Regions from separate parts of the Homo sapiens genome. Here all the other regions are linked to region 2. The links are chromatin loops, found by intact Hi-C in ENCODE. Cell type or tissue: mammary epithelial cell. All regions are shown on one strand. Region 1 overlaps LINC01933 (long intergenic non-protein coding RNA 1933). Region 2 holds the start of GLRA1 (glycine receptor alpha 1). Region 3 overlaps LINC01933 (long intergenic non-protein coding RNA 1933). Region 4 overlaps GLRA1 (glycine receptor alpha 1).

Region 1 (8,000 bases), 220 kb after region 2:
TATGACTTTGAGACTGATTTTGGGGGTTACATGGAGATGGAAGAGCAAAGAAAGATAATGATGAGTTTAGGAAAGGATTTGCAGGATTGTCAGGAAGTGAACACAGCTTGTCTCATGCCTTTCCTTACCACAGGCTCTGACCCTTTGGAAACAGGTGCTTCCTTTTGAAGCACCTCCACCTTCAAGGCTGGGCTGTTTTTATTTACCCCTCTTTTGGTGCTATTAGTATCTTACTGACCCCCCTTCATTCTGTGGATAGAAAGCTACTGTGGCATGGTGGAAGGAACACTGGGCTTGAACTTGGGAGACCAAGCTTTGAACCACTGACTCTTTTTGGAAAAGTCACTTAATCTCTGTGATCTTGAACATCAGTGTTAATGATATGGGGATAATTATATCAAATACCCAGGATTATTGTGGGAATGGCCACCAGGACATTCCTAGCACACAATAGGTCTTCAATAAGTGGCTGTCACTGTCCTCAAGTATATATTACATACAGCTCATCGGCACATCTTTTTGGAGTGTTTGTCTACTTTACTAACACTGTGCCATCATAAGAGATAGATACTTCTCTTTAGGTAGCTAAGTTTCTGAGGACCAAACTGCAGACTGTTTAAAATGCTCAGCATGACTGGGTAAAAGGGCATTTCAACAAACAGTTCTGCAACTTAATCTGGCAGATTCTTGACATCAGCATGATCTTGGTTCTAAAATTTCCCCCTTCTGACTCTTGACCTATACAAAAGAAAACCTGCAGAGACATCTAAATCTAGCTTTGTATTATGTATTATATGTGGCAATCTTACTTTCTTGATGTCTTGTATATTCTGAGGCCTCTTTCAGTTACAAATGATAGAAATGGAATGCAACAGGATTAGTCAGGACAGAGAACTTTTCAACCCATGAAAGATAAAAGGGGAAAGTGACTAATTCATGTAACTGGAAAATAGGGAGTATGTTAACTACAGGCATGGCTGGATCTAGGTGCTCAATGATATTATCAGGACTGGTGAGTAACGCAAATATCATTTTACCTTTGATCATCCAAACAGAATTTAAAATGCTGTGGTATACATGTGAGCTATTTAAGGTGTTGTCAACTCTACTGTGGTGACCTCCTCCTCACAGTAGCCATCATCATTCCTAACATTCACTATATCTAGAACTAGTGCAATGGACATGGTTAGAGCTTTTAGAGAGTTCACTGTCTGAAGGAGAAGCTGAAAATCTAAAACCTCACTTCTGTTTCTACTTCAGATTGCCAAGGTAAAGTGCCACGTTTATAAAAAGTGTAATACGCTATGATATTAGGGCAGAAAATTCCAGACAACAACCAGGCTTCTCCCTCGATTGTATAGGGGATAAAATTGAGGCTCAGAAAAATTAAGTGACTTTCACAAAGATACACGTAAATTCAATGACCTATCTAGTGTTACAACTCAGATTTCCTGGGTCCTAGTTGAATATACTTTTAATTTTTTGAGACAGGGTCTCACTCTGTTGCCCAAGGGGTGCAGTGGTGGGATCTCAGCTCACTGTGACCTTCACCTCCCAGGTTCAAGCAATTCTTGTGCCTCAGCCTCTTGAGTAGCTGGGACTACAGACCTTCGCCATGATGCCTGGCTAATTTTTGTATTTTTGGATAGAAACAGGGTTTCACCATGTCAACCAGGCTGGTCTTGAACTCCTGACCTTAAATGATCCACCCACCTTGACCTCCCAAAGTGCTGGGGTTACAGGTGTGAGCCACTGTGCCCAGCCTGAATATACTTTTTCTTGTAACTTGGCCATATCTCAGAATGGCTCAGCCTCTGCCTGCTGAATCTGCCTATCCCTCTCATTTAACCTAAGGAATCTGCTGAGGATTTAGACTGTTCTGAAAACCCCCAGCCTGGCCCCAAGTGGACCTCTGTGTTGGGACACAAGCCAAGCCAAGATAGGATGAATCCGCTAAGCAGGACAGTGCTATCAGGACATGCTGGGCAGATGGAGAACTGTGGGGCATGAGGCACAGTCTGAGGTTCTGAGATGTCCATCTCCCATAAGCTAGAGGCCGCATGAACTGGTTTGCTGAGGTGGTGTCCATTTATACATATTATCACTGATGAAGTATGACTTGCTCCTGCTTAACTCTCAAAAGTGTCCCCCATTAAACTATCATAAGCCTGTCTACTGTGGCTCTCCACATCTGGACACTGGTTCTGCTTTGCAAAATTCTTAGTAGCCCAGACTCTTAGAAGTTTGCCTCTGCCTTACTTTTGACCCCTGGTATCAGGATTTGGAGGTTGAACTTTTAGGGATTGTCTTGTCCATTCTTTTCAATTGAAGCTGAGGAAACCAAGTCCAGAGATACTAAATGATTTGCTGAAGATCACCAGTAATAAGAGACAGGCCTTTGGTCACTCATTCAATAGCCTTTCTACTAGATCCTGCTGCCTATGTCTGTATCTTGGAACTTGATGACTTATGCCGTCAATCTTGGGCCTGCCTTATGTTGCTGTTTTCCTGGTAGTGCCTGGACACATCTGACTATTTGTCCACCTTGACCCTTTGTCATCATTGTAATTCTTAGATCTCTGGATATGTGGCTACCTGTTTATACATGACTCTTATGAATATAAATTTTTTGGAGGGGGACACAATTCAGTCCATAGCAACCTCTAAAATATTACATTCCTATAAAGGACAATTATGTCATTATTAATAAAAACATTAACTGCTCTAAAATACCAGGAACATTAATAACATCATCCCTCAAAGGAAAAATGACATCATGAAGCTCATTGAGCTGTTCAAAGATCCATGTGGACTAATTTTGTCCTGGGAGGAGAGAGGGATTTAGGAAGATCTCACTTTGGCTCCATTGAGTCTCCCTGGGTTAGGAGTGATTTTTTTATGTTTGTTTGGTTTTGTTTTCTGAGGAATCGGCAGCGGGTCTAATTAATGCCATCAAAAGCATGACATTTAATTAACTAAATAGCATGTTGAGCCTAATGATAACATATTTCAGCACCCGGCAGGCGGTGATGGTCTCTTGGGCCATTTCGGAGGAGGCCTGTGATTTGATAAAGAGAAACCCTTCTCAACAAAATCAGGAATCCCCCGAGAGTAACCAGAGAAGCTGCAGCAAGAGTGCCAGCCAGGCAGATTCTCTTATCTCCTGGACTCTGCTTGGAGAGGCCGAGGAACAAAGAAGAATGGCAGGGGAGGAACGGGACCGCTGCACAGCCTCGTCATCTTTTAAACATGTTTCTTGGAAATTCAGAGGCATATAGGAGCAAATTTAGCTTCTAAATGGCCTATTCCCATACCTTGGTTTATTCCAGTCCCATTGGTAAATGGATCAGGGGAAACAAGGCAGGATAGACAAGTAACTTGTAAGGGGATGTCTGAAGCCAGATTGCCAAGTCTCTCTGAGCAGCTGAGTAGGTGGACGTGGGTGCCCTCTGCTGGACACTGGAGAATCTGCAGTGATGCTTATCTGGACCCTCACCCAGGGGCTGAGAGCTTCAGCCTGGAGTTAAACCTTCTGAGTAGAGTACCCAGGGTCCCTTCAGTCACAACAGGCCTCTCCAAAGGCTGTCTCAGAGAAGTGTACTTTTAGATCATTCCGTGGCTTAACTTATCCACATCTCTGTTTGCCACCCCATTTTGGTTATGTTCCCCAAACATTCTATTCCCTTAAGCTCAGTTGTGCTATTCTTTTTCCCCTTATCTCTTTTGTAATAAATCTGGATGAAATTACTTGTATATGGCATCACAAACCGCATCCTTTGGGTCTTATATTTAGACTCTGATTTTAGAGAAGGGCCAAACAGAGGCTTAGAGTGGTGAAATGACCTGTCCAAAGTGACAAAGACCCAGCAGGGACTAAAACTCAGACTACCCCATCCTGTTTCATTTCCCTTTCCTCGATACGCATCTTCCCATAGAAAGACAATATATCCCAGTGGTGAGGCTGAAAGCTCTGGAGACAGAGGTCCTGGGCTTGACTCCTGGCTTTGCCATGCGTTGGCTGTGTGATATTGGATAGGGTATCCTTTAAGCTTTTATGTGCCTCTGTGTTCTCATCTAATAGAGTGGTTGTGAGAGTGAAATAACGTAAGGCAGATAAAGCATTCAGTATAGTATCTGGCACATAGTAGGTGCTCAATAAATAATATTTACCATTAGTTCCATGATTGCCTAGTGGTATTAGTTGGAAATTATTTTTGGTGGTTCTGTAATGGAACTGCTAGAACAAAATTTCCTAAGTTTTTTTTTTTCATTAAACATAAAAATCTACCTCTTTCCAAATGGAAGCACCTTCTAGCTAGAGTGAGCAAACTGGGAGGTGGGAGAGTTTAGGGAAAATATTTAAGTAACTGATGTATAGCTTTCTAGAGACAGTGTGGTTCAAGATGAGACTGGAAAAGCTACTGGGAGGTAGGTGGCCTTGAATGCAGGAATTTGGCTTTATTCTGCATGCAATAGGGGGTCATGGCTGATGCTTGAATATGGCAGTTTTTATTTTCCCATTTCCCTTGTATGGATTGCTTCTCCTGCTCCTACAGTGTGAGGGCTGTCAAGAGCTCGAATGATTGCTGTTCTTATCACGTGTGCACGTGCACATGAACACACCCATCTTGGGGCTTTCAGTATTCCAATCACCTTGAGGTTGTCGCCAAGGAGCCTAGTGTTGCTTGCAGCCACGTCAGAATGAAGAACAAGCTGGGCCGTCACAGTCTGCTGGTGGTGGGGGCTTGTCACTTCTAGATGGAGTGTTGTTCCCGTGCATGGAAATCGCTGGTGTGGGCGAAAAAAAGCTGAGGATACTGGCAGAGGGGAAAGAAAGGAGGCAAGTGGCTGCTTGAATGCAGGAGGGGAAAGAGAGAGAGACTTTTCTGCCATTTCTGTAGGGATTGTCCCCAGGAAAGAGACAGTCAGTCATGTGAGCAAAGGATGCCTTGACTTCCTCAGGGTGTACTTCATCTCCTGTTGCTGGCTACAGATGGCTGAAGTCAATGCTTTATTCCTCCTCTTGCTTGGCACTTTCACTTTCTGGATTTTGCCAATTGTTATTTGCTGGGGTGAGCAGGAGATGTAACTGGGAGAAAGGAAACAGGTAGGGTTGTGATAGATGTTTCAAATGGAAGCTTAATGGAATTTGCCCTTTGGGGAATGCAGCCCTTACAACCCGCATCAGGGACTCAATGACTTGGAGCTCCAAGTGTCCCTGATGACCTTTTCTGTTAGAGGCAGATTGGCAGGCCTGTAGGCTATGCGTGGATGCATTTGTTTTGGCACTAGAGTGCTCTTTTTTTTTTTTTTTTCAATGTTAGGATGAGATGACACAATTTTAAAATTTGATTTTTTTTTTTTCATTTAGAAATTTGAATTTCTGGCTTCTCTTGAAAACCAGATCATTTGATGACACTGGTCTGCATTCCCCCTTGGCAGCAATCTATAAGTAAAAAAAAGACTCTGCCCTGCTTTAAATAGGTCAAGAATTCTCTAGTTCCCTACAGTTTCCACCCTGATCCATTATCTTGATCAGCTTGGCCTTGTAAACACTTTGTAACCCAACAGTATATGATCCCTGCCTGATCCAGGCTAACCTCCCCATTTTAGAAATAAGAGCTGTGAGGTTCAGAGAGGGCCTTCGGTTTACCCATGGTCATACAGCCTCCCCCATGGACAGAGTAGGCTCCATTTACATATGATTTGAGGGGTGATCAAAAGCACTTACCCTTTTTCCTTTACTTCCAAGTGAAAAATTTACCTCTCACCCTGGCCTTCTGTTCATTAGCAGTCTAAAATGGACTCAAGAAAGAGAATTATTTGGCTATATTACCTTTCTGGCCTTCTTTAAATCATATGTTATATCTTTTGCTCTTTTCTGCTTATTTAGCTAACCTCACTCTGACCCGCTCTGACTCACTCAGACACTCAGGTAGGCCAGATGGTGTTGCTGTTGAAACTGAGGCAGTGGAGACAGAGCCTCGAATCCTCGGGTAAAAATCACAGTTCTGGGTCTGAGGCTCCTCATCTGGCAGAAAGTGTTCATAACCTCAGGAGGTGGTTATGAAGATTAAAAGAAGCAAAAAGTTGAATGTGTTTATCATAGTAGTAGCAAATTGGAAAAAATAGTAACTCAGTGTTAGAAGTTATTATTCTAGAGAGACTCAGAACTGAAGGTGTCCCAGGAGATCGTACTGTCCAACTGGCTCATTTTTGTGGTGAAAGCCATAACGTGCTTATAGTAAAAATCTGAGTGGAGAAGAAAATACAGTAAAATATAAAAGGATTTTTCTCCCTATCACTACCTTCATTTCAGTCTAATTTCCCCAGAGGCAATAACTGTTAAGTTTCTTGCGTGTCCTTTCAGATATTTTATTTGCATATACATTATAAATAACTTGCATCCTGTATTTTGACACAAATGTAATCAGACTACTCATGCTGTTCTGATACTTGCATTTTTTATTTAACAATATGTAGTAGATCTCCTTTCATGTCAGCGCATGAGGGTTTTTTTTCTGTTTTCAATGGCCCGTTTATTTCACAGGAAGTTTATACTATAGCTTACAGACCAACGAATGTATTCTGCAAAAGACCAGATACCTAATATTGTAGGCTTTGTTGGTCATAGGATCTCTGTACCACCTATTTCTCCTCCCCTTTCTCTTCTTCCTCCTCTTTCTTGTCCTATTTCTCTTTTTAACAATGCTTTGAAGATGTAAAGACCATTTTTAGCTCACAAGTCATACCTCAACAGGCTGTGAGCCCGATTTGGCGCATGTGGTAGCTCATTTACACAACTTTTGGGTAGACAGGTTGCTACTACACATAATGCTGCAACGGGCATCTCTGTGCTGCATCTTTCAGTGTTCATTTGAGTTTACTTGTAGGATATATTCACAGGAGTGGAATTACTGGGACACGTTTCTTAATCGTGAAAGATATTCCATCAAACTCCTCATTTATAGGTGGTATAAGAGGTCCAGTGAAGAGACTGATCCAGAGTTGCTCAGCAAGTCGGTGGTAAGAGCAGGACTAAAACTTCCTTTCCCAGCACTTAACTAGGGCTCCTTCCGCTGTTGTGCAGACCCTATCTGATATGGTTTGGCTGTGTCTCCACCCAAATCTTATCTTGGATTGTGGTTCCCATAATCCCCACGTGCCATAGGAGGGACCCCACGGGAGGTAATTTAATCACGGGGGAGGTTACCCTCATGCTGTTCTTGAGACAGTAAGTTCTCACGAGATATGAGGGTTTTATAAGGGGCTTTTCCCTTTTACTTGATACTTTTTTTGATGCCGCCGTGTGAAGAAGGACATGTTTGCTTCCCTTTCTGCCATGATTGTAAGTTTCCTGAGGCCTCTCCAGCCATGTTGAACTCTGAGTCAATTAAACCTCTTTCCTTTATAAATTTCCCAGTCTCTGGTATGTCTTTATTAGCAGCATGAGAATAGACTGATACATCCCTGCTGAGGGCTCACAGGGAATTTGTTGTGGGACATGGAGTTGGAAAGACCCAAGCTTTCTCAAGTCCAGAGGGAGGCGCAGAGCAGGGTCACAGAACCGAGGGACCTCAACACTGTCAGATCTCTTTCCCCTCCTGTCTCATTTCTGCTTCTTGCAGTTGCTTTCGATGATGTGGGGCAGAAGCTCCAGGGTCAGTTTTATGTCATGTGTGTGGCCTGAAAGGAAAAGAAAGCTTTTGACTGCAATTAACAGAAAACACACAAAAGAAGCTTTTGCTTGCAATTAACAGAAAACTCTGGCACAAACAAATATAAATACAGTTTATTACATCACATAACTCCAAGTTCAGAGGCAGGGCAGTCTCTAGGCAACATTCAGGCAGTGGCTGGATACTGTCCTCATGGACTCTGGGTCTTTCTGCTTCCTGTTTCTGTTCTCAGTGCTGGCTTCATCTTTAAGCTGGTGATGAAAGGGTTGAACTAGTTCCAAGTGTCACATGTAGAACCAGTGATAGTCTGTGTCTTCTTCT
Region 2 (8,000 bases):
CAAGGAACTTCATTCCTTGGAGAAAAGTCCTTGGGCCATGTCAGAAACTCCTAGGCACGTTCTGCAGTGCCAAAATGCAGCAGGTAAGATTCAAGGTGGAGTACAGCTCTCCTTCAAGAAGGGAAAAATCAAGACAGTCATCTGCCCTTCTTGACAAGCCTGGAGATGGAGAAGCCACAGGGGCCACCTCAAGGAAAAGCCCATTCACCTTTCAACTGGGTAGGTTTTTTCTTTAGGACTGAGATATGAAACAATGTATTTGTCATTTTCCTTTTGATCCTAATGTGGATAGAAACATCTTCCCTTCAAGGTTTTGATGACCTTTGTTAGCAGTTGAGTGGCATATTCAGTACAAAATCCAGTGCAAGGAAGCATCTACTGGGATGGAAGAGGGAAGTAGCACATTAAAGAAAAGCTGATCATCTTTTGGGAAAACCACCCAGGGATTAGATCTGGTTTATCTCCCTGCCTTTATTCCCTTCTCAAGCACATGCTAGGTCCATTTTTGTTTTATCAGGGTGCTTTATATATTTCATGAGGGGCATTTTCTCAAGGAAGCTAGACTTTCCTCCTCGTTATAATTACTACATTGGAGCAGCTGATTAAAAATTTGGTCATTCTGTACTGTGGTTTGAAACCTTGGACAATTTTGTCTCCCCTTTGCCCAGGATGTATATTTGGCAAGGTCTGGAGACATTTTTTGATGGTCATGACTCAGGGAGGTAGTGCTACTAGCACCAGGGATGCGGCTAAACATCCCACAATGCCCAGGACAACTTCCATAACAAAGAATTATCCAGTTAAAAGTGTCAACAGCGCAGAGCTGGAGAAACATGTGTCTGTTTGAGTTGCTCAGAAGGCAAGAGAATTTTGGGGTCATACTGGGCCTGACCCAGCCATAAGCCTCTGTAAGGGCTCTGGGGATCAAAGCCAAGTTCACTTCGGCTTGAGAGGACATTTGAAAGAAACGTGCTTCTACCATTAAAAAAATTTGCCTATTATTTTTGACCAGTCTGGCTACAGGGCCCCATTCTCAAATGAAAATAAGGGAAAACATTTAGGTTATTGACTCTCAGAATGCCACTTACTGAATTTTAGAACCATAGGTTTTTAAAATATCAAATCAGGAACTTTAGCCAAATCACCCGATCTTACTTATGAAGACACAGTTGATGAGCATGCAATGCTTTTTGTCTTCCAGGACCCCATGTTTCCCTTTCTAAGACCCAGTTCCTCCTCTGTGTTGGTACCATATGGGATTTCCGCCTCATTCACTCGATTTTTGTTTTTGTTTGTTTGTTTTGCTGTTGTTATTGCCATTTCGCTGGTTATGTGCTGATGCAGCATGTCTGTTATTGAGAGCCTTTCCTAGCCCCCGATTTCCCCAACAAGGTGAGCAGCTGGCATCATTTATTCTAAGGAGTACCTGGGTGACTGAGATGATTGGATTGGCCATTCCAACACAGCACCCATCCCCTGGGGAAGAAGGGTTTATTCACATGGAACCTGCTAGAGACCTGCCAGCCTCCATCTACCCCCAAATACATTCTAATAAGTCCTCACATTATAATGCTTCTGTATTTTCACCTGGAATTTTAAAAGTGAGTGACTTAGAAATGAAAATACCAATTGAACAAATACAATCTGCTCACTTTGCTTCCTTGTGACCTTTTTTTAATCTCTCTGAAAAATTGCTGAATTTCCTGAGTTCAATTATTGTCTGTATTGTGTTTCAAAAATCAACATTTACTCCCCTAATGAAGTAGCCGTTCCTATATTTTGAAAGTGCAGTGGTGCCACCCACATTTCCAGCTCTCCACAGTTATAACTCTTCTTTCCTTATAAACACGTAGAATTATATCCCACATCCATTGTAGCTCATGTGTGCGTTCACGCACGTAGGGGAAAGAGATGTAGAATGATGTTTTCTGTTAGGCCACCACCAGCTTAGTTGAAGAATTAACACAGTGGATTCATAACCTTATCAAAATGACTACAATCCAGACCTTTTAGACTGAGTCTCCCTTTTGTGAAAGACAATGTCTGGAGAGGAAAATCAAGCATTGCATACTGCTCATCAAGAAAAAAAGAGAGAGTGTGTGTGGGGAGAAAGATGTGCTTGGTTCTATTAATTTGCTCTTAAATCTCTCTGGTTCAGTTCTGTCTCCTGTAGACCAAGCAGAGAATCAATTTGCATACAAATGTTACAAAGTACCCAACCTCCATACATTTGTAGTTCTATTAAATATGCAGGGGATAAAGGATCTCATATTATAAATAGAATACTTCCTGCCCTTTCCCCCATAAAGTAGCCACATTTTGATACGTTTCATAAGGCCCTGGATTGTTGTACTTTTTCATTCTATCTGACTCTCTGACTATTTGCAGTCTGATCTGTGGTCAGGACTCTGTGGCCTACAAAATAATTGTTTGAACAGGAGATTAGAAGCTTTAGCATTGGGTATCTCAGATAAGGGGGGATGCCTTTTCTTCATCTCAAGAGACATGAAAAGAGACTGAAATACAGAAACTTACTATTTGAGGGGAGGTGTCATTTAATAAACCAGCCAACAGATTAGTCAAATCAGCAATTCCTATGAACTGTAATAAAACAAAAATTATTTGCTGTTTTATGTTGGGAGAGGGTAATATTTGGTGACCACTTATTTTTAAAAACAATTTGGGGTGGGTTTTTCAAATGACTGTTAATCCAATGCCACAGTAAAATATGAGAGGCAGGCATCTAAAATGAGGAAGATTAATGATCCCTGCATGTCATGGAAGAAGAATAATGTTTTTCAATTCATATAAGTGGAATTTATCATAGCCATCTCTGAAGATGGTATGATTCACACACTTACTAAAGGACTATCTATTTCAATGCTTCTTAAAGAGGTGATTTTTCACTTTTCACTTCTACTAACATAAGAAAGACAAGTCTTCAGGCAGAAAATTTTAACCTGAGAGACAGTGGATGGGATAACTCAGCTGTTGAGTCAAATATAAGCATAAATTTAAAAACAAAGCAAATGAAGATTGCTCATGAGTTCAGGATCTGCAGCTAACAGAGTTTGGAAAGGTGGGTTGGGGAAAGAGGCAGTCAAAGTTTCAAAAGGGAAATGTTTCCCAGTATGTTCCTAAATAGATCCACTCTGCACCCAAGTTCAGGGCTTTACACACTGAGGTTATAATACTATTGTTTCCAAGCACTCAGCCTTAGTAATCCCCCTCCCTCTTCGCAGAAAAAGAAAACAACAGCAAAAAAGGACAGAAAATGAAATGATCTGTGTCCAGCGAGTTTGAGTGCAACCTTCCCCGTCACCGCTAGTTGTCACTTGGCTCCCAGACGGGAAAGCTGAGGTTTTCGGCACTGCGGTTAGGGAGAATGCAGTCCTAATTAAACTGAGTAACTCCTAAAGCTTCCCTTTAAAGTCCTCAGCCGAGTGAAAGCCAACATGCAGTGGGGCTGGGGACCAATAGTGGGGGGTGTAGCAGACAGAAGGACAAACAAACCGTAAGAAACAGGCAAACAGCTGCCAGAACAGCGACTGTCTCAGACCTCCACGCACAAGCCAGACACCCTGCGGGCGGGGGTGGGGTGGGTGGCGGGGGGTGGGAGGGGGGAGAAGGGAGACGGGGGATGGAAGGACCCGATTGCAGTGGAATACAGCACCCCTCTTCCCCAAAATGATGGGACCACGGACAGAGGTAGCCTCCGTACTCTTTCCCCCCATTTCCATCAGAGCGATGTGGTCAGTAGAAAATTGCATACCTGAAGAATACAATGGTCTCCCAAAGGTAGAGTCGAAGAGTATTGAAGCTGTACATTTTTCAGGTCCTTGTGCTTTGTAGTCCACGAGTTATGGGGGCAAAAATGTTTCAAATTGGCACTTACAAAACCAGAAAGCGCTATTGCAAAAAATAATCCAGATGTTAAAGGGAGGCGGGGAACAGGGGCGCGGAGGGAGAGCCCCAGGGGAAATTGGAGCGAGGGGGTCGTAGATACCACGGACAGCGGCGGCTGCGAGGCGTTTCAGCACCACGGAGAGCGTCCAGACCTGCTTTTCAGGAGCGCGAAGAGTATTGCTGTTTGTTAAACTCCAGCGTGTCTGTTGGCTCCCTGCGGCGCTGGGGAGGCACGTTTGGGGGTGGGTATATTTCCTTTTTTTTTTTTTTTTTTTTAAACCCCTGTTTTTCTGTTTAAACGGCCAGCTCCCTGCAAGGAAAAAAATCTTCTGTGGAGATCAGAGCGCTGGCCTCGGACCGTTGGATTGGGCGAGCATCTTGGGTAAAGAGAACAGAGCTTTATGGCTCTGGGCCGGCCTGAGGGGGTTAGGGGCGAGGGGAAAGCGGTTGACGGCGCTGCCTTCAGTTAAATCTCGGAGAGTGTGCCAGGCTGGCGCATCGCAATCCAGTCTCGGAATCTCGTTCTCCTGCCTCTGTGCGGGTCTGCTGTCGCCTTGCTATTCCTGTTTCCCGGTCCCCGCCGAATAAGTTGTGATCACTGCAGAAAAGGTGTCCCATTGCTCGGGGCCGCAGGCGTCAGAGAGCCCAGGGCAAGTTTCAGGGGCTACCGGGGTCCCTGGCTACCCCGCGGGGCTCTGAAGCCCAATGTCTCAGATGCATCTCGGTTTTCTGAGCTCGCTCATCTTCCCTTGGTCAAGACTCCTTCAGATCTTCAGACTTTCTTACTGCATTAATTTAACAAACTGGAGGCGTGGGGGATGGGAGGGGTGATAGCCGATGGGAGGGGGTTGAGGGGGAAAAAAAAAGGGGGAAAACTCCTTAGTATCTTCAAACCCTCCCACTCGAGGTGTTCATTGGCCCGCGGCTACGAAAACCAGATCTTCTCCCGGTATTCGGCCAATAGCCTGTTAGACTCCGGGTTGAATTTAACGCTTAGAGTGCTGGACGAGATCTGCGCAATCCCCTTCCTACCCCCAAGCTTCTTTCCGTGTAAGCGGTGGGGTGAGAGAGGATATGGAATTAATCTCTCTAGGTCTCTCAAAAGGTTGCCTTGATTTTTAAAGAATGCAGTTGTATGTGAGTAAAACACATGGTTCCTTGTTAAGACGTGCTCTGGGCTCAATTTATCCTTTTAAAAGGGAAGAGTTGAACCAGATCCCTGATTTTTTTTAAAAGAGCTCTGAAGTTATAATATTTGGCCCTAGAAAGAAAGGAGGAATATCCAAAAAGAAGTCTGGTGGATAAAGACCCCCTCCAGGGTCACCGCAGCAGGGAAATACGAGAGAAATTCTTTGAGCAGTTTCCAGCGTTGAGTGGGAGGTGTTGTGGCTGGCACCCTTTTGAGAGGGAATAAAAGCACCTTCTTCCAACTGGACAGGAGACAGTTTTATTCGCCTTTTATATGCTGGGGAAACTGAGCCTCACAGAGCTGTGGCTTGCTCCAAATTGATGGCAGAGCCAAGTTGTACACACAGGGATGTGTTATGACTCACATTTCGTTATTTCTTCCTCTGTTTTCCCACCTTATTTGAATCTTAGAAACCAGCTATACATTTCACTGTAAAGCCCATCTGGTGAGATGGAGTTAATCAGATTTTCCCCAAGCTGTGGGACTATAGGATAAATACTTTAAAGGATTTTCTGGCTGATTTGAACTCATTGGGACTCTGGGGACTCTCTCGCCCAAGGCTACTGAGAGAGGACAACCCCTCCTCCTTACCCAATAACGTTAGAAACTCCTTTGGCTGATCTCCCAAGAATACTCATCAGCTCAGCTCCCTCCAAGGCTAGGCCTTCTCCCAAGCAGAAAGGATCTGAAAAGTCTTGTTTACTAGCCTCTTACCAGTAGGATTTCCCCTCCCCTCCCCCTGTACTACAATAGCATACCCCACACTACCGGTTCTGTTATTGGCTCCCACAGTCTAGAATTTCCATGATATTCTGCATAGTGACTGAAAAGGAAATTTTGTTTTGAAGGTGTATATTAATATGAGTTGGATACAAATTTAAATATAATGTATAATATATGTATTTTTATATATGTAATCAAGAGCTAACCTTTATTAGCATGGTTTCTATGTGTCAGAAATTACTGTGAATTCACATAATCTCATTTACTTTTCACAGTCAAACCTTGAGGTAAGTATTATCTTTGCGTATGTGTTTGTGTACATTTGTGAGTATGCTAGGGCAAAACCAGCTTGTAGGTTACTGTGTATACAAATTTATTTATGATTTGTATCGTGCCTAATTCTGAAGTGATTTTGATATGCATATGTGTATTTGTACGTTTGTATTTGTAAATGGGTCTTTCTCTACATACACATAGATGTGTATGTATCTATGTGTGTCTTTGTGGTGGTCCTAGAAGTACTGAAACAAGCCGTAAGCTGGCAATTTTGTCCTGGTTCCTCATCTGACTAGGAAATACCTGCATAGCCAGGTGTGATGCAGTATGTGGAAATTTGTTTTTCTTTTCCTTCAAGGGGTGCTGAGTGTGTGTTGCTGTTCATGAGTGTGAGTGGCTCCAAGGCTGTGGCCTGTGCAGGAGGTAAGAGTAATTATTACCTGGGGTGGTGGAGGGGCACCTGTTTGTTAATAGGCCTCTGTTTACTATGAGGCTGATACTTTCATTTAATCAGTACACATGAAATGAGCATGTGCCAAGTATTGGGGATATGACAGTATATAAGATAAACAACACAGTATATACTGATAGTGTATAAAATAAACAGTATATAAGATAAACTTTTGGAACATGCAGTTGCTTCAGAAGTTCAGTGGGAAGAGTCCCTCATGTTAATCTACACTTTTTACCCTACATATCACATATTTATGCCTGTACAGATCTTTTTGTTCTTGTTTAGGTCACTATTGAAAATAAACAACTGTGGGCTTGGCCGTCAGGGATTTATGTCCTTATTTTATCTCTGCTTCAAAAAGGTTGGTTATGTTGGATAAATGACTAAACTCCAGGCCTAAGTGAAATGAGGGTAGTAATGCCACTTTTCTCACTGCAAGAAACTGCATAGAATAAATATTTAAGTCTAACCTTATTGTAGCTTACCATGCTATGAAACAAAAATCTTCAAGGAATGGAATGGATTGGCTTCAGCTAATGGCTCATTTCTATTGGTAACTTTTCTGTGTAGTCTGACTCCAGCGTAGTTCTAATACTTGACTGGTCTCTTATAGATCCTAGTAGCCAGATTTGAGCCCTACTAAGTATGAATAAATTTTGACACACGGTGAGACTTATTTTATTACTAGAAAAGATTCATTATTTTATTCATTCAACAAACATTTATTGAGCATTTACTGTGTATCTGGTACTATTCTTGGCACTGGGGATATAGCAGGGAACAAAACAAGCCAAGAGCCCTATTCTAAAGGTATGCATCTTCTATTGGAGGAAAACAAGACAAACAAGGAAATATATGATGAGTTAGGCAGTCATAAGAACTAAAAAGAAAAAGGCAGGGCAGAGAGTGGCATGGAGGTGCTATTTTATGTAAGGTGATCATATCAGAGAATGGCTCCTGAAAAGGCATTTATGTAATTGAAGGAAGTGAAGGAATGAGTCATGTGAACCTTGGGGGCAGGTATGGAAAGCTTTCTAAGCAGTGGGAAAAGCAAATGTAAAAGCCCGGAGAGGGGAGTATGTTTGGAGTGTACAAGAAACAGCATGGAGACCAGTGTGCCTGGACAGAGTGAGTGCAGGGAACAGTGATAGAAGATGAGATTAGAGAGGAAGTTGGGGACTAGAGCAGGTACTACCTCCAAGAATAAAATTTCTGGGATGGCAGGAGCAAAATGAAAGCAGGGAGACTAGTTAGGAGCTACTGAAAAAGTCCATGTGAGAAATTCTTTAAGATAGTCTTGTTCAACATTTCGAGTACAGAAGAGGAAAATTATATACAGAGAGGTTAATAGACTTACCCCTTAGACTCATAGCGCAGCTGGGACAAGAACACAAGCACCCTAATTATAGCTAAAGGGTGTTTCAACTATTTTTTTGTTTGTTTCAATTAAGA
Region 3 (8,000 bases), 350 kb after region 2:
TGCTGTTACAACTCCTTATGGAATTTTCCAAGTCATAAGTGTACTTTCCTCTTGCAGATTATCTGAGTAGGCTGAACCATCGGTGAAAAGGAGGCCAAGCATCTCAAAAATAGGACACGTGAGAGTATGGAGCCAATGTGACACTCAGGTGAGTTAGCCTTATGATCCCTAAGCATGCAGTCCTTGGACCAGATGCATCAGGATCTTCTGGTAAGTGTGCTAAAATATAGGCTACTGAGACCCACCCTATGTCTGTCAAATCAGAATATTCTAAGGAAGCAGGTCCCAGGGAATATATATTTTAAAGCTCCCTAAATACACTTCATGGGCTGCCAGATTTGGGAATCGCAGGATTAGGTAGCTACCTAAATGAAGACACTTAAATGTGCCAAAAGCTTCTCTTTCACCCATCCATTTATCCATCTATTCACCCATCCATCAACCAAACATGTGCCAGTATCTGGTATTTGCTTCATGACCTGCTACTGCTGTGGTGGGTGCAAAGATAAATGATCAATGTTCTCAAAGAGTCAATAGTCTAAGAGAATGGATGAATGAAGTATAAATAATAAAAGATGTGCTATGAAGTACGATAGGGGTCCAGAAAAGTATATACTTATTCCAGATTGTGGCAGAAGACTCTGGAGAGGTTTCGTTTTATATAATGGCATGAATTCCCCTTCAGATCCATCTCTAAATCAAGCTTCACCTACTTCTGACTGTTTGTGTTAGATACCAATCCTATGGATTTCTATAGTTTTCTGGAATTACTTTTTACACACTACAGTAGAGTTATGTGGCTGCTTCCATGTTTTACTTAGAAGCTGAGAGCTTGATAAAAGTGAAGGCTGCATCTTAATCATCACCTTTTCCCCCACCTCCTAGCTAGGGTCTGGCTCTGCCTAAGCAGCTGCCATTGGTGCTCAATAAACATTGAAGAAGTTGGGTTGTTGCACTGGTTATGCAAAGAAAGGGACACAGTGGGTGTAAGCGTGGGGCGGGGAGCAAAGCTGGGACCAATCATGGAACACCTAGAATTTGAATCAAATTTGGGCTTTAGTTTTTAGGCAATGAGCCTAAGACAATTTTGGAAGCATCCTTTGTTCACAAAAAAGTTAGAAATGGTGAGAACTAGGGCAGTCTATCACAAAGTGTGGGAGAGGTAATTTTATATGTAAACTATTATAAATCACATTTGAGTTATGAAGTGAGACAATTATTCCCTTTGCAGTTTCATTTCATTCTGTCTAATTATTTCAGGGAGACATTCTGAATTGGGTGCTAGTATTTTAACACTTCTCTAACACTTTCTCTTTTTAAATTTTGTTTATTTTTAATTGACAAATAATAATTGTGTATATTTATGGGGTACATTGGGCATGGAGGGTGGGTTATTCTGTGATGTCTTGACCTGTGTGTACATTGTAACACTTCTCTAATACTTTCTAATCCAGCCATCCCCAACCTTTTTGGCACCAGGAACCAGTTTTGTGGAAGACGATTTTTCCACAGATGGTTGGGGGATGATTTTGGGATGGAACTATTCCACCTCAGATCATCAGGCATTAGATTCTCATAAGAAGCATGCAACGTAGATCCCTCACATATACAGTTCACAATAGGGTTCATGGTTCTATGAGAATCTAATGCTGCCACTGATCTAACAGGAGGCAGAGCTCAGCTGATAATGCTTTTTCACCTGCTACTGACTTCCTGCTGTGTTGCCCAGTTCCTAACAGGCCATAGACTGGTACCAGTCCATAGCCTGGGGCTTGAGGACCCCTGCTCTATGATGTCTATACAACAATAAAATTGCCTAATGATACATTTCTCAGAATGTATACCCATCATTAAGTGACACATGGCTGCTTGTGTATTTTTATATATAGCTAAATGTGGCTAGATTAGATGTGATATCTCTTTGGATGCAGGGATAGGTGGGCAAGTTTCTAAAACACGAAACTAACTGTGTCTTTTCTCTGCTTAAGAACCTTCCATGACTCCCTGTTGTTCATAACCGGATAAATTCTAAGCTGCCTAACTCAGAATTCTAGCTTAGAGATGTCTACGCCTGGCTGCTCCCAACAGTTAGTCTCATGTCCTGTCTCAAACATGGGGCTTCAGTAAGAATGAAATTTCCAAGGAGAATTTTATATTCTGCATGCCTTTAAAGGCTCAAGCCTGGAGACCCCCCTTCTTGCCTCTCTTACCCTTTTCACCAGGGCACCCTCTATTCATCCTTCCAGAGCCTTCTCTGGGAAGTCCTTTCCCAAAGCCCACTTCCCAGCCTAAGCTTAGTGCTATTTCTGTAGATACCCAGAAACACATCAACTATATGTACAGTTTACCCTAGTATGTCAAAGTTATAGTTACTGCCTTAGGAGGGATTTTGAGCTTTTCATCTTTATTACTCGGGCTTCTGCTACTGTGTCAAGCAGGTAGTTGACACTCAACAAATGTTTGTTTAGCCTAACTCAGCAGAACACATGGAGTGTGTTCACATGGAGTAACCTGATTTTGCTTAGTCTGCAACATTTCTTGCATGCATCCCCTGCTTGCAGTCTCAATTACAGTCATCCTGTTTCAGTTTTCTTAACTTGTCACTCCCTTCCTCTGATAACTTTTGCCATACCTCTGTATAACATGGCCTACTTTTTGAAAAAGATTTTTTTACATTCACCTACATTTGTCTCAAATTTTTTTTTAAAAGAAACTTTGTATTACTACCGTCATTGAAAACCTTCATCACTTGGCACAAAAGAAAGTTTAAAAAATACAACAAAAGACATTCTACTAAATTCTGGCTAGACAACCTTGCCTGCTCTAGTAGATGCACTGAGACCATTAATGAATCTTTCATCCCACCTTGTGTCATATTCTTTGCCACATGACTTTGGGTCTCCCTCACTACTAGGCAAGTTCCTGTCTCCATCTCTTGATTCTGAATTCAGCCATAATACTTGCTCTCCCCAATGTTGTTTTAGCAGATTTGACACATACAGAAGCGTGAAAAACTCTTGTGTGACTGGGATAGCTCCTCTGCAATGAGAACATGCCTGGGATAATGTACTGAAAAGATGTGAGAAATACATGAAGCAGAGTCCAGTCATCCCAGCCAAGAACCAGCTGTGAATGTAACCGCATGACTTTGAGGCAAGTCCAGACCAAGAACAAAGAACCACTGGTCTTAAAGACAGACCTGCAGATTCCTGAGCTAAATAAAAGTTTATTGTTGAAAGGCACTGAGTTGTTTTTGTTTCCTACAGATATTAATGTGGCAATAGATAGCTAATATACCTGCCAAGGCTCTGAGCCTGAGACATGTTTTCTCTTTGCTAAAAAGATAGATTAGAACAGGGGTCCCCAAACCCCAGGCCACAGACTGGTACAGGTCTGTGGCCTATTGGGAATTGAGCCACACAGCAGGAGTGGTGGGTGAGCCAGCATTATCACCTGAGCTCTGCCTCCTGTCAGATCGGCAGAGGCATTAGATACTCATAAGAGCATGAACCCTATTGCAAACTGCATATGCAAAGAATCTAGGTTGTGTGCTCTTTATGAGAATCTAATCCTGATGATCCAAGGTGGAACAGTTTCATCTGGAAACCATCCCCCTTCCCTGCTTGGGGAAAATTGTCTTCCACAAAACTGGTCCCTGGTGCCAAAAAGGTTGGGGACTGCTGTCATAGAGCATATTTACACAAACCTAGGTGGTATAGCCTGCTACACACCTAGGCTATATGGTATAGCCTATGACTCCTAGGCTACAATCCTGTACAACTTGTTACTATATTGAATGCTGTGGGGAATTGTAACACAATGGTATTTGTGTATCTAAACATATCTAAAAATAGAAAAGATATAGTAACATAGGTTATTATAATCTTATGGGACCATTGTTATATATGCTGGCCATTGTGGACCAAATATTTATAACCTGTGACTATATACATATATATAACATATATGTGTGTTTATATTTATATTTATAATACATTTATTTACATAAATTTTTCTCTACAAAAATTCCTGCCAGGTAGTTTTCCTCCTTCTGTTTGCAAACCTCCAGTGACAGGTGGCTTATTATTAGCAAATGAGCCTGTTACAGTCCTGATTGTAACTGGATGAAAAAGATAGACTTCAGCAACACAAAACTGGAAATGGGGATTGTTGCAGTAATCCAGGTGAGGGACATGGAAGAGCCAAAACGAGCAGGAAGAGTCCGGATGTAATGATAGAGAAGCGAACTCCTTTGGTTGATGCTAAGTGCCAAAAAAATGTGAATTGTGTAAAATGTGAATTGTAAAGTGGTTGTGCTCACTTTAGAGCCCAAACTTACTGCATGAACAACTCCCAAACCACACAAATATCTACTTTTCCTTTAAATGGACAAAGCAATGCTGACACCCAGTGGCTGGTTCAGATTACCCACAGCTCTCAGAGAGAGGATCCCAAGGGAGATGAAAGTCAACTTGCTCAGCCCCGACCATCAGAGCACAACCCAGGATCTTTAGCTGAAAGGGCGAGTCTAAATTCAGCCAGTAATAGCCAGCCATGTGATGTGTTTGACACCACATAAAGGATAGTTCCCGGTAAGTTTAATGCAGATAAAAGACCCAAATTTAACCTGCAGATGAGAAGAGTGTTGAATCAAAGTCAGCCCCTTGGGAAACAGAGACAAAAGCAATTACCCTGAGTTCCCTGGAAAACTCCCATCCAAAGCACCAATAAGAAATGAAATAGTTAAATAGTTGACTGGCTTTGGTTGGAAGCCAGTCAACTCCCATTCTGACACAGAGTCAGGATGTGATAAAACAACAAGGAACTTGACAAATTGAATGGACAAACTGGTCCAAGGGGGGAAATGAGTTTGCTAAGGCCTAAAAGCAAGCTAATGGCAGAGAGGAAACACTAGTGTGCTTCCTGCCTGACCAGACTTAACAGCTGGAGCTCTAGTAGCCATCTTGAACCATGTGACAAGGGCCACAATCTTAGGATGGTAGAGAGGAAAGTAGAAGAGTCTGTTCATGAACAAATTCATGGGGCTGTCATACCAACCTGCAGTGTAGATCAGATTTTTATGAACTCTCATCCATGCTCAAAATGTCAATTATCATCTGAATGTCATTGATGCTGATTGTCTATCTACTTGATGTCGCCATTTGAACATCACAGAGGAACGTTCAGAACAAAACTCAGGATCTTCTCCCCACAAATTTGGTTTTCCTTCAGTGTCCCTAAATGACACCACCATCCAGTGCACAAACCAGAAGTAGAGGAGACATCCTTGACTCCTTTCTTTTCCCTGACCCCCATAACTAAAAAATCACAAGGCTTGAAAACATGACTTTATATTAACCCACTTCTTAATATTCTTTTCATCATTGCTCCAATCCTCCCTGCTTTATCCATTGGACACATTTTGCTTGTTTGTTTATCACCTCTTTCCTCCGTAAAAGAATGCCAGCTTCCATGCCTGCCCCACTTTGCATTCTGCTGCTCTTTCTTCAGACACTCTATTTTATTACAGTCTATTATTTTCTTCATACCTTTTATCTGCATCTGAAATGATGTGTATTTGTCTATGAGACTAGGGGTCTCATCTGTCTTGTCCGTGGTTTTTGACTAATGTAGTGAGAAAAGAGCAGAGATTTTGTCTATTTGCCTCACTATTGTATAACTAGCACTCAGAACTGTGCCTAGTACAAAGTAGGTGCTTAATGAATGCTTCTTGGTGAGTAAATATGAATATAGATACACATGTAATGTACATATAGTGCTTGGGCAGTAGGAGGATCTGGCAAAGGAGGTCCTGGGTTAGCAATTACCTGGTTACAGACTGCAACTCAATTACCTGTGCCTTGTTATTTTTGTAGTCAATGGTGTGAAAGCCAATGTTGCGTATCTGCCAAGGACTCGAAAAGGCAGTCTGAGGTTTGATATCATCATCATCATCTGATGAAAAAAAGATCAAACCTAGCTCTGAAAGGGGAAGTAGGGTACCTGGTGGATGTTGTCTTAGGTCAACTTGGGCTGCCACTTTTATTTTCTGTTGCTTTCCCTAACAGCCAGCGTCTATAAGGAAGGTGGTTGTCTACTTGTTCGTGCCATAGTTTAGCTGGTTTTTGACTGAATCCATGAAAGAAAAGGAAGGAAGGAGGGAGGGAGGGAAGGAAAGGGATAGAAAAGGAAGGGAAGAAAGGAAGAAAGAAGAGACAGAGAGACAGAGAACGAACCTGTTCTATGTAAAGTATTACAAGGGAAATAAAGAGAAGGTCTTTATACTTCCTGTTTTGTTCATTCCCTGACCCCACATTTGAATTCTTTATGTAACAGCCAGAATAATCCTTCCCTCTCCCTCTCTCCTCCTCTTATTCCGTCTCTCTCTCTTTTCCTCCTTTCTTTTCTCATTGGCTTAATAAAATAAAGTGAATTTTTACTCCATAACAACTCAACATTAGTGTTCCTGGTTAGCATGGGGCCACTCATATGATTATCTAGGAGCCCCAACAGGGTACCTTTGTCTTGATACTCTGAGCTCTTTTAGGGCCTCAGAGATTTCTACAAACCAGGAAAGAATAGGAAGGATCCTGCATGGAGTGTTTTTATAAGTCAAGTGCATGATCTCTGTAAGATATAAGTTGTATAGTGTCCTACCCTGCGTAAAACTTTCAGTGGCTTCCAGCCACCTTAGAATAAAACTCAAATTCTTCACTGTGGCCTACAGGGTGCTACATGATTGTTCTCACTTGCCTTTTTAAAATTTTATTTTTAACTAACAAATGTTAATTATACATATTTATGGGGTACAATGTGATGTGATGTTTCAATACATGAACACATTGTGAAATGATCAAATTAGGTGGATCCATCATCTCAAATACTTACAGTTTCTTTGTGGTGAGATTTAAAATCCAGTCTTTTGAATTATTAACTGTAATTACCATGCTATGTAATAGACCACCAGAACCTTTTCCTCCTAACTGAAACTTCAACCAACATCTCTCCTTTCCCTGTCCACAACCCCCTGCCCCACCTCCAGCCTCTGGTAACCACCATTCTACTCTCTACTTTTTTTTTTTTTTGTCCATGTGTTCTCATTGTTCGTCTCCCACTTATGAGTAATAACATGCAGTGTTTGGTTTTTTGTTCCTGTGTTAGTCTGCTGTCTACTCTCTAATTCTGAGTTCAACTTTTTTTAGATCCAACATACAAACGAGATGAGATCATGTGGTATTTGTCTCTCTGTGCTTAGCTCATTTCACTTGGCATGATGTCCTCTAAGTTCATTCATATTATCTTAAATGAAAGGATTTCCTGCTTTTTAAGGAGTAATAGTATGGCATTGTGTGCATATACTGCATTTAAAAAATCCATTCATCTATTGATAGGCACTTAGGTTGATTCCCTATCTTGGCTATTGTGAATAATGCTGCAGTGAACATAGGAGTGCAGATAACTCTTCAACATACTGATGGCATTTTCTTTGGATATATTCCCAAAAGTGGGATTGCTGGATCATATGGTAATTCTATTTTTAAATTTTTGAAGAGCCTTCATACTGTTTTCCAAAATGGCTGTACTAATTTGCAATACTACCAACAGTGTACAAGGGTTCCCTTTTCTCCACATCCTCATCAACACTTATCTTTCATCTTTTTGATCATGGCTAATTTAACAGGCACGAGGTAATATCTCATTTTAGTTTTAATATGCATTTCTCTGATGATTAGAGATGTCGAACATTTTTTAATATATCTGTTGGCCATTCTTATGTCTCCTTTTGAGAAATGTTTATTCAGCTTCTTTGCCCTTAAAATAGAGTTATTTGTTTTCATGTTATTGAGTAGTTTGAGTTAATTGTATATTTTGGATATTAACTCCTTATCCAAAATTAACCTACACAACTGTGGCCAATTAATTTTCAACAAAGGTGCCAAGAACACACAACAGGGAAATAACATTCTCTTCATTCCCTTTAGTTGGTAAAACTAAATATC
Region 4 (8,000 bases), 100 kb before region 2:
AGTTGGAGATTTTTAAAAGACACATGTGAAACCCCAGGCCTCAGTACAAACTGATTGTCAGCTATCTCAACATTCTACATACACCTTTGATCCAAAGCTCAGACACTAAAGTGCAAAGAAAGAAATGGAACCCCAGTACTCTGGCCATGGGCCAAAGCAGGGAAAATGCTTCAGACAATGGTGCCATTATTTCAGGCATAGTGCTGTTGACATTGGACAGAGAGGCCTGCTGTCTCCACCTTGCAGACCTCCCATCTGTGATATCCATTTCTGTCAGTAGGACCATGCCCACCCACCCCACCCCCAAACTAAATTCGTCTGCTGGTCCTTCTTTTTTTCTGGAGTGCCCTACCTGTCCCAGGACAATTCTGGCACTTCAGAATTAAAAGGAAAGAGAAATACTTGTCTAACTTTCCTAAATGTTAAAGCACCTAAAAGGAAAAAAAACAGACTTACAAAAATATAACGGGGTCAGCCCCCCAAACTTTGCACATTATGATATATGATATGTCAAAATATAACAAACATTTTCTAAACATTACCACATTACCATCTCTCTCCACCCATTTATACCTAATCGGCAGTAGACTCAACACTGCCCTTTCACCTCTTAAAACTTTACTCTGTAGAACCACTAGATAATAAATATATTTCACACCACTGACCCCACCTTCCCAAACATGCACTCAGTTGCAGTTCCAAAGAGACTCTCCAAAAAAATAGTCATTTGAAAAAAGTACCTGTTTACACTCAGTCTATCTGCATATTATCTTTCAAGATTATTACTTTTTTTAACCATAAAAAAGATTGCATATTGGCAATATAATGAGAAAACCACATTGGCCATTTCTGGGTGCTGGTGAAGGGTGAGTGGGGCGTTGTTGAAGCACAGAAGCAAGAGGGCTCAGAGAGGGGCAATTGTGGTCCTCAGCCTTGAGATGTGAGGGTTGAGCTGGGGTTACCTACATTCTCAATCCTTGGCCTCTGAAATGTCCGTCTCTTTAGTCACTCCCTTCTCGTCTCTCTACCTGTCCCCATTTCCACTACCCATTCCCATACCACACAGCCCTCTTGAAGCAGAGGCAAAATGGCTTTTTGGCATGTGTCCGCCTGGGTCAGTTTGAAGACAGGTATGGCGTTTGGAGGGGTATGATATGGGACATACACCAGAGCAAGCTTATTTGTGACTGTTTCCACTCTGGGAAAAATTGTCCGTTACTTCCGTGACTTTAAAAATTTAAGCAGTTACTAGGCTGATAGGTTAAGAAACAAATCTTTTGTTTTTGGGGTTTTGCATTAATATTAAGCATGAATATATATCATATATTACATTACTTTCTTTCTGCTCTGGGGCAGACTGCGCTCTCCTTCCAAACAGGAAAACTGCACAGCCCATGGACAGATTTTTGAAAGCTATTATTTCCCCAATCCCCCACCCCCTGCCCTTACCCCCTCCTTTCCTCCCAGCCCTCAGTTGCTGTATTAGAAAAGTCCCTCCTGACCCCCCGCCCACAGCCCATCTGAGGTTAAATAGTGCCACATTGTAAAATTCATGCATCACTGCATTTTGCTATTGCACATATTGCAGAGAGAGTTGTGTAAGTGTGCCCCCTCCCTCCGTTCCCCTTCTCTTCCTTAGTCTCTCAGATTCCTGTGCTATTCCCACGTTCCCCTCTCCCAGCCTCCCCCAACCTTTCAGACCCTTCACTGGTTGTGGACGTCCTCTCTACGGACAATCTTGTAGATGATCCAGTAGAACATGTTGAAAATGAGGAAGGCCATGGGGAAGCCAATGCGGGATATTTTGTCGATCTTCTTGGCCCTCTGGATGAAGAGTTTTCGCATCTCCTCTGGGGACTTAGATGGTGCAGGAGGGGGGTTGGTGGTGTTACTGTTGTTGGCGCCCTTGACTGAGATGCCATCCTTGGCCTGTAGACAGGCTGGGCCCATCCCATAGGCAGAGAAGTTAAAGCGGCCTTCTCCAGCTTCATCCTCCTGGAATAGATTCAACATGGGGCTCTACTTAAAATAAGACAGGGGCTAGGCACCCTCCCTGCAAGGCACTCCCTTGGGGGCCAGGCCATGCCTATCTGGTTCTCCCTGCTTTCCAGACTGCATCACTCTAGGTTTCTGGAGGCTTTTTGGCTGGCTGGGGAGTTCTGCCTTATAGAGGGGCGCCACTTGCCTGCTGAAACAGATGCAAAACAGGGGATAGGAATGTGGTTTAGAGTCTGGAGACCTGTGTTCAAGTCCCAGCTCTATCAATTGCTGGTTGTATGACCATAGGCAAGTAATTTCCTTCTGTGAGTCTCGGGGATTTTTATTTCATTTTTTCTTCTACCTGGGGGATAAGATTCTCCCCACTACTCCACAAGTTTCTTTTGACCATCAGAGGTTATAATTGAGAACATATTCAAGGTTGTACTGGGTTTTAGTTAGAAATTCAGAGGACAATTTGGACAGATCCCCTGCTTTGCCTCTGTTGCTTCCTTGCCCTCTTCCCCATCCCATTCCCCAGTTAATAACTCCCAGGAGTGGGTGGTAAGGGGGATGGCTATGGGCCAGGATGGAGCAGGAGCTCTGGGCCTCACTTCCGTTCTACAAGCCAGGGAAGCCACAGCTTCTTCCTGCCTCTACGTTCCCACATCCCTGGCAGTTGTAACTTCAGACAGACCTCTGGATTTTTACTAAGTTTTCATTCAAGACCCTTCATCATTTGGCTCCAACTTACCTTTCCAGGCTTTCCTTCTCCCCCACCAGATACTTTGCAGCCCTCCAGGTTTGTACATTTTCTCTTGTGCCTTCTCACGTCCCTTCCTTATGCTCACTACCAAAATGCCTGCTGCCCTGATCCTTCTAGTTCATCTCTTTCCCAGGTCATGGTGGTCTTGCCCTGGTCTGAATCATGGAGGCACTATTGTCTGCTCTCCTCATGTCCAGCTTTGTTATCGTTGCATGTGAGCTCTGAGGAGGAATTGAGAGTCTAATGTTTTGGTCTCAGCTGTTGATTCAATGTTGGCATTGGGAAGTTTTATCAGCTCACATTGCCCAACTAGATAATGCTTTCAGGAAAAGAACACCGTCTTCTGCTTGTTCCTGTGCAGGACCGGGCCAACAGAGAAAAACTCAGTATAGGATTCACTGGTGCCTCTCCATCTCTCCTGTAGGGTAGGCCACCTTCTGATTTGTTTGTTTTGTTTTATCTTGTTTGTAGAGATGGGGGTCTCGCTATGTTGCCCAGTCTGGTCTTGAACTCCTGGCCTCGAGATCCTCCTGCCTCGGCTTCACAAAGTTCTGGGATTACAGGTGTGAGCCACTGTGTCCAGCCCACCATTGCAACAGCCTCCAATCTGCCCCCACCACCCAACCCATCTGAGTCGTTATAACACAGATCTTGGTCATCTTTTGCTTAGAACCTTTTAATAGGCTGCCACTGACTTCAGGTTAATTAAAATCCTGAACATGATAAACAAGGCCTTAGAACCTGGACCCTGCCTGCTTTTGCAGTCTCATCTTGTGCCATTTCTATCTGGTGTTCTATGCTTTAGTCACTGAAATATTTCCTTATATTTGAAAATGTCATGGTTCTTTTCTTGAACTCTGGGCCTTTGTGCAAGTTGTTCTCCCTGCCTAGAACACACTCTGAACCCCATCTCTTGTCTCCAACTCCTCTTTCACCTAATTCTTCCTTAGAAGCCTTCTCTGAGCTCCCAAGTATAGGCTAGCCGCTCCTGCTGTGTGCTCCATAAGCTCTCTGTATATATCTCCGTCTTTTTTTAAAGCTCTTATCACATTGTATGGTAATTTCTTGATTAGCGTCTGTCTCTTACTAGATTATAAGCTCCGTGCAAAGTCTGTCATGTTCACTGCACTCTCAACACTGAACATATGAACATAGTCCCTGGTTCATAAGCTCAAAACTTGGTATATGTTTGTTGAACAAATGTTTACTTGTATATCTTCACCAGCTTTAGTGTCCTTTTTTGTTGTTGTTGTTTGTTTAAATGGAGTTGTATTTTTAGCACCAGAAGGGTTTGAGACATATGGTAAATGCTGAAGAAATCCTTGGAAAATGAATGAATCTTGTCCAACATCTTCATTGCAAAAGTGAGGAGGAAGAGGATGTGCCACCTACAGTGCCTGGCAAACAGGTGCTCAGTAAGTACTTGTCTATGAATAGGGCAACAGTAGAAGATTCAATGCCAGGGCCAAGGAGAGGAGTTGGGGAGAGCCAGCCAAATTGCTGGACCTAGTACTTAGAAGGGGGTCTAAGTCTGACTCTATTGCATTTCAATGAAAATCTCCCCTTGCTGGAGCTGGGGTGTTGTTCTATTTTTATTTTTATTTTTTATTTTAAACTGGGACCTAGTTACGTAGGGGGAAGCACCAAATTAACTTTTTATGCTGCTTTGGGTGAATTATTCTTTGCCTTTCTCATCTGTTAAACATGGGAGTAGGAGGAGTAGAGGTTTGGATTGAAGGCCCCATCTAGCTAGAGGATTATCAATTTCATATTGTGTCTGGGAGAAAAATTCCCTAGGAATGACTGGTAAAAGGCTTGCTATTCTTATTGGAACCAGCAGGTGGCAGGAAATGCATGCCCAACTGCATCTGGAGCTGCTTAGAGCTGGAGCAGGGGAAATCTGGTAGTGTACTCTGGAGCTCAGGGAAGTTGCTAGTAGTATGCCTGCTGAGTCTGGTGCTCACAGATATGGTTTCCTGATAATTTGCCTAAGGAGGCTGGCCAGAGAATTCGAGAACCAGATGCTTTGTGCACAACAAATGAGGCAACATGGGAAGATGGTGGGAGTTGGGAAAGCTGTCCAAGATCACAGGCTCTGAGAAATTCAGGCATGTAGCTAGTTCCTCTCCACTCACCATCTGGGACTTAAAATCCCTTCTGCAAACTTCCTGTTAAAGAGAGTTTCTGCAGAAGAAGCTTGTACACCTCTAGGGTACAAATCACTTCCAGAGCGGCTTACTCTAAGGAAACTATTCTTTATGGTGAGCTCACTTCTGCATCATTGTAATTTCTGACATTTGGGCCAACTTAAGAGCCCTTATGAATGAGATTACGTTAATTCAAATGCATAGAAGGAGGCAGGCAGGAGAAATGTGAGTGGTAAAGTGAGTTGGGGCTGAAAAATATCCCTGGTTAGAAGGGATGGTATTAACTGGAAAATGCATTCCCTACCTAAAGGCAGTTCCAGTGCACCAATACCTTATGGGAAGCACATTCAGTGTGGCTGGATGCTGTGATTTTTTTTCTAGTGAAGCCAGAAGTGTGGTTTTTAAATGCTGACCCCTTAAGTCCAGATTTTAAAAACACTCCAGGCCAAAGTACAGATATTTGCACACCAAATCTGGCCTTCCGGCTACTAGTTTTTGACCTTCGCCATGGGATGAGGCTTAGTTTTTATTTAAGATCTAATAAATGCAGGACAATTTTTATCTGCTTCAGGATGGACACACTGATGAACAGATAAGAACTCATGGTGGTATGGTTAATGTTTGGAGAAGAACCTCGGGTTTTTTAGCACCTCTCCTGCCTTTGCCATCAGTGCCTCATGATACCGGTGACTTGGCCTTGCTATTGTGGGTCTCTCTCATCAGTTGCATGGAAGGAGTGGATAGGGTGATTGCTGAGGTATCTTCAAAGGAGGGAACAGAGCAGGAGAATCTGATCAAATCTAGCTAGTGGCCTTATTCACACTTTATCTGGCCAGAGATAGTGTTTGTTTTCTTTTAGTGTGTCAAACTGGTAGATACTTAGGGAGCGTAGAAGCAGCCTTTGAAAGTACCATAGGCCCACCATACTACATATCTTCAGGAGGCTCCATTCCCATTTTAGTCCATACAAACAGCATCTACTGGAGCTGTGCAGTGCTCAATCAAAGGGGCTGGTGCTAGTAAAATATCTTGGACATGATCTTTTCAAATCAGTGTTTTTAACAAATGTCTCTAGCAGATGAAATTACAAAAAGCAGCTAGTGTATAGGGAAAATGGAAAAATAAAATCTTAGAGATACTTACGTTTGGTCAGTTTCTTTCTTTCTTTCTGTTTTTTTTTTTTTTTTTGAGACAAAGTCACTATGTTGCCCACATTGGTCTGGAACTCCTGGGCTAAAGCAATCCTCTCACCTCAGTCTTCCTAGTAGTTGGGATTATAGGCACAAGCCATCATGCCAGTTGCTTAAATAGACTTTTTTTTTTTTTTTTAAAGCATCAGAGGCTAGGTATTAAATGGACAATATAGAGTAACTAAAACTAGGGGTCATTTAAGAAGTTCTATCTGGCTTGCTGAACCCAAGACAATTTCCTCCTTCAATGTAGTTTAGAAGGATGGTGATATCTTAATTCCCATGGACATCTTCTGTATTGGAACGTCGGCCTCCTCCCTGTGGTAAACTGCCAGAAGTTAATTGAATCAGATTGCTGATGTTTAAGAAACATACTGATGGAAATGTGTGTATATGTAATCATTTTAATCCTTGGCACTTGTGCGGCAGGAACAAAACTTAAAGCTACTTTGGCATCCTCTGATTTAATTCTCACCAGAATTTCCCTTTATACGCATTTTGCACATGAAGAACCTGGGCCCAAGTAGGCTAGCTCAAAGTCTCATACTAAAGAAAACTAAAGAGGCAGGGTCCTTTGTCACAGCACATTGCGCCTGGGCAGACAACTATTTTGTTTTGTTTTATTTTATTTTTGAGCTTTACTGATTAATAGACAACGATTTTAAATAGGTCAGTCTAAAGCTTGTAGGACCTGGCATATTGCAGGTATGTACTGTGACCTGCAACACTATGACAGGTCATAATGTGTGGGTCCCTGGTTGCCCTAATCTGTCAGTGGAAAAACTTCAGACTCTCTGTCTGAAGGCTTCTTCTTTATTGCTTTTAATGGCAAAAACTGCAATTATTTTTGCACCAACCTAATCTTTTGTTTATCCCTTTGTTCATTTGTTTAACAAATACTTATTGCATGCTCACTATATGTTAGGCATTGTGTTAGGCACCAGGGATATAGCACAGAGCAAAACCAAACACGGTCTCTGCCTTTATGGAGCTTGCGATTTGGTGGAAGAGATCGGCTTTAAAAAAATCACATCATTGAATTTATGCTTTTAAATCAGGATACATTTTTAGAAGTTTAGAAATTAAGTTCAAGTAGAACGTGGCATTTGCTAGGACACACAGTGCACTGGAAGAGCAGTACAGGGAAAGAGAACAAGATATTTAAAATCCTGTGTGTATGTTTGAAGAACTAAGAAAAAAGCTAGGGTGGTTGGATCTTCTGGGGAACTAGTTATGGACCCACGGTATGGAGCAGTTTGCTCCAGCAGGCTGCATGCTCCCCATTGGCATTCTTTGGTCAGTGCACAACCTCGTGAACAGAGGTTGGTAACTTCTCAGAGGTGCCCTGTCAAATATTCCTTTATTCAATCCCTCATATGGAGAGAGAACCCACTCTGGCAGAGATCTTGCTTGTTGCCTCTTTCCTAGAGGCAGGAAGCAAAGGCCTGAACCTGGGCATTCTACGTTAAGATCTCACCTTTTGTGGTGCAATTGTCTTCTGGAATCAAGCCTATTAAAACAATGCAGTCTTGCAGAAAAAAGCCAGTGGACACCTCCCAATCTTTTAGGTTTATAGTTAGTTATTTTCTTGACCCCATCAGCTTTTAGTTAATCAGTTGCGCCTTTAGGTATAACTTGATAATTTCTGTAGTGTTACTGTTAGGATTCGAAGAGTGACTGCCTATAGACCCACCTAGGGCATTATTTATGGGAGGGAAAGCTGAGACCTCTAGGTCTTTAATTCCTATTTCTAACCTGCCTTGCACATTGAGAAGGATGGACCATTGAAACAAATAACACAAGACAATACTGCTTAGAACTCTTTTGTTTACTAACAGCTGTCCCTCCTTAGGCAGTGACCCAAAGGCCTACCTTGTGATGTCTCCGCTTCCTCCTGAATCGGAGCAGCTCCTTATGTTG

What was found. Peaks named below come from ENCODE experiments on the same cell type or tissue, not always from the same donor. Only the 100,000 strongest peaks of a DNase experiment are listed, where the experiment ranks them.
Region 1: a loop joins it to region 2, with 13 times the contacts of the local background. A loop is called at or near these places in 5 of 110 quality-filtered maps.
Region 3: a loop joins it to region 2, with 3.0 times the contacts of the local background. A loop is called at or near these places in 3 of 110 quality-filtered maps.
Region 4: it touches region 2 in a loop (4-fold over the local background); 2 of 110 quality-filtered maps call a loop at or near these places.

What each region holds. Positions count from the first base shown.
Region 1 is chr5:152,139,588-152,147,587 of GRCh38, forward strand. The region is part of intron 1 of LINC01933 (long intergenic non-protein coding RNA 1933); the gene reads left to right. Among named protein-coding and RNA genes, the nearest start is that of LINC01933, 180 kb to the left of the region's middle. In mammary epithelial cell, a CTCF peak has its summit at 3,451 (motif pointing left); no DNase peak of the experiment used is centred here.
Region 2 is chr5:151,920,722-151,928,721 of GRCh38, forward strand. GLRA1 (glycine receptor alpha 1) reads right to left here and starts at 4,130. Exons shown (of 9, transcript NM_000171.4): 1 at 3,773-4,130. The coding sequence starts at 3,828. RefSeq lists a silencer at 4,410-4,622. In mammary epithelial cell, a CTCF peak has its summit at 3,336; no DNase peak of the experiment used is centred here.
Region 3 is chr5:152,267,208-152,275,207 of GRCh38, forward strand. It overlaps LINC01933 (long intergenic non-protein coding RNA 1933), which reads left to right. Exons shown (of 3, transcript NR_109876.1): 2 at 58-148; 3 at 2,988-3,242. Among named protein-coding and RNA genes, the nearest start is that of NMUR2, 130 kb to the right of the region's middle. In mammary epithelial cell, a CTCF peak has its summit at 4,412 (motif pointing left); a DNase peak (open chromatin) is centred at 3,134.
Region 4 is chr5:151,820,969-151,828,968 of GRCh38, forward strand. GLRA1 (glycine receptor alpha 1) reads right to left here. Exons shown (of 9, transcript NM_000171.4): 8 at 7,953-8,000; 9 at 1,545-1,995. The coding sequence ends at 1,705. Among named protein-coding and RNA genes, the nearest start is that of G3BP1, 53 kb to the left of the region's middle. RefSeq lists an enhancer at 40-334 and a silencer at 40-334. In mammary epithelial cell, a CTCF peak has its summit at 4,584 (motif pointing right); no DNase peak of the experiment used is centred here.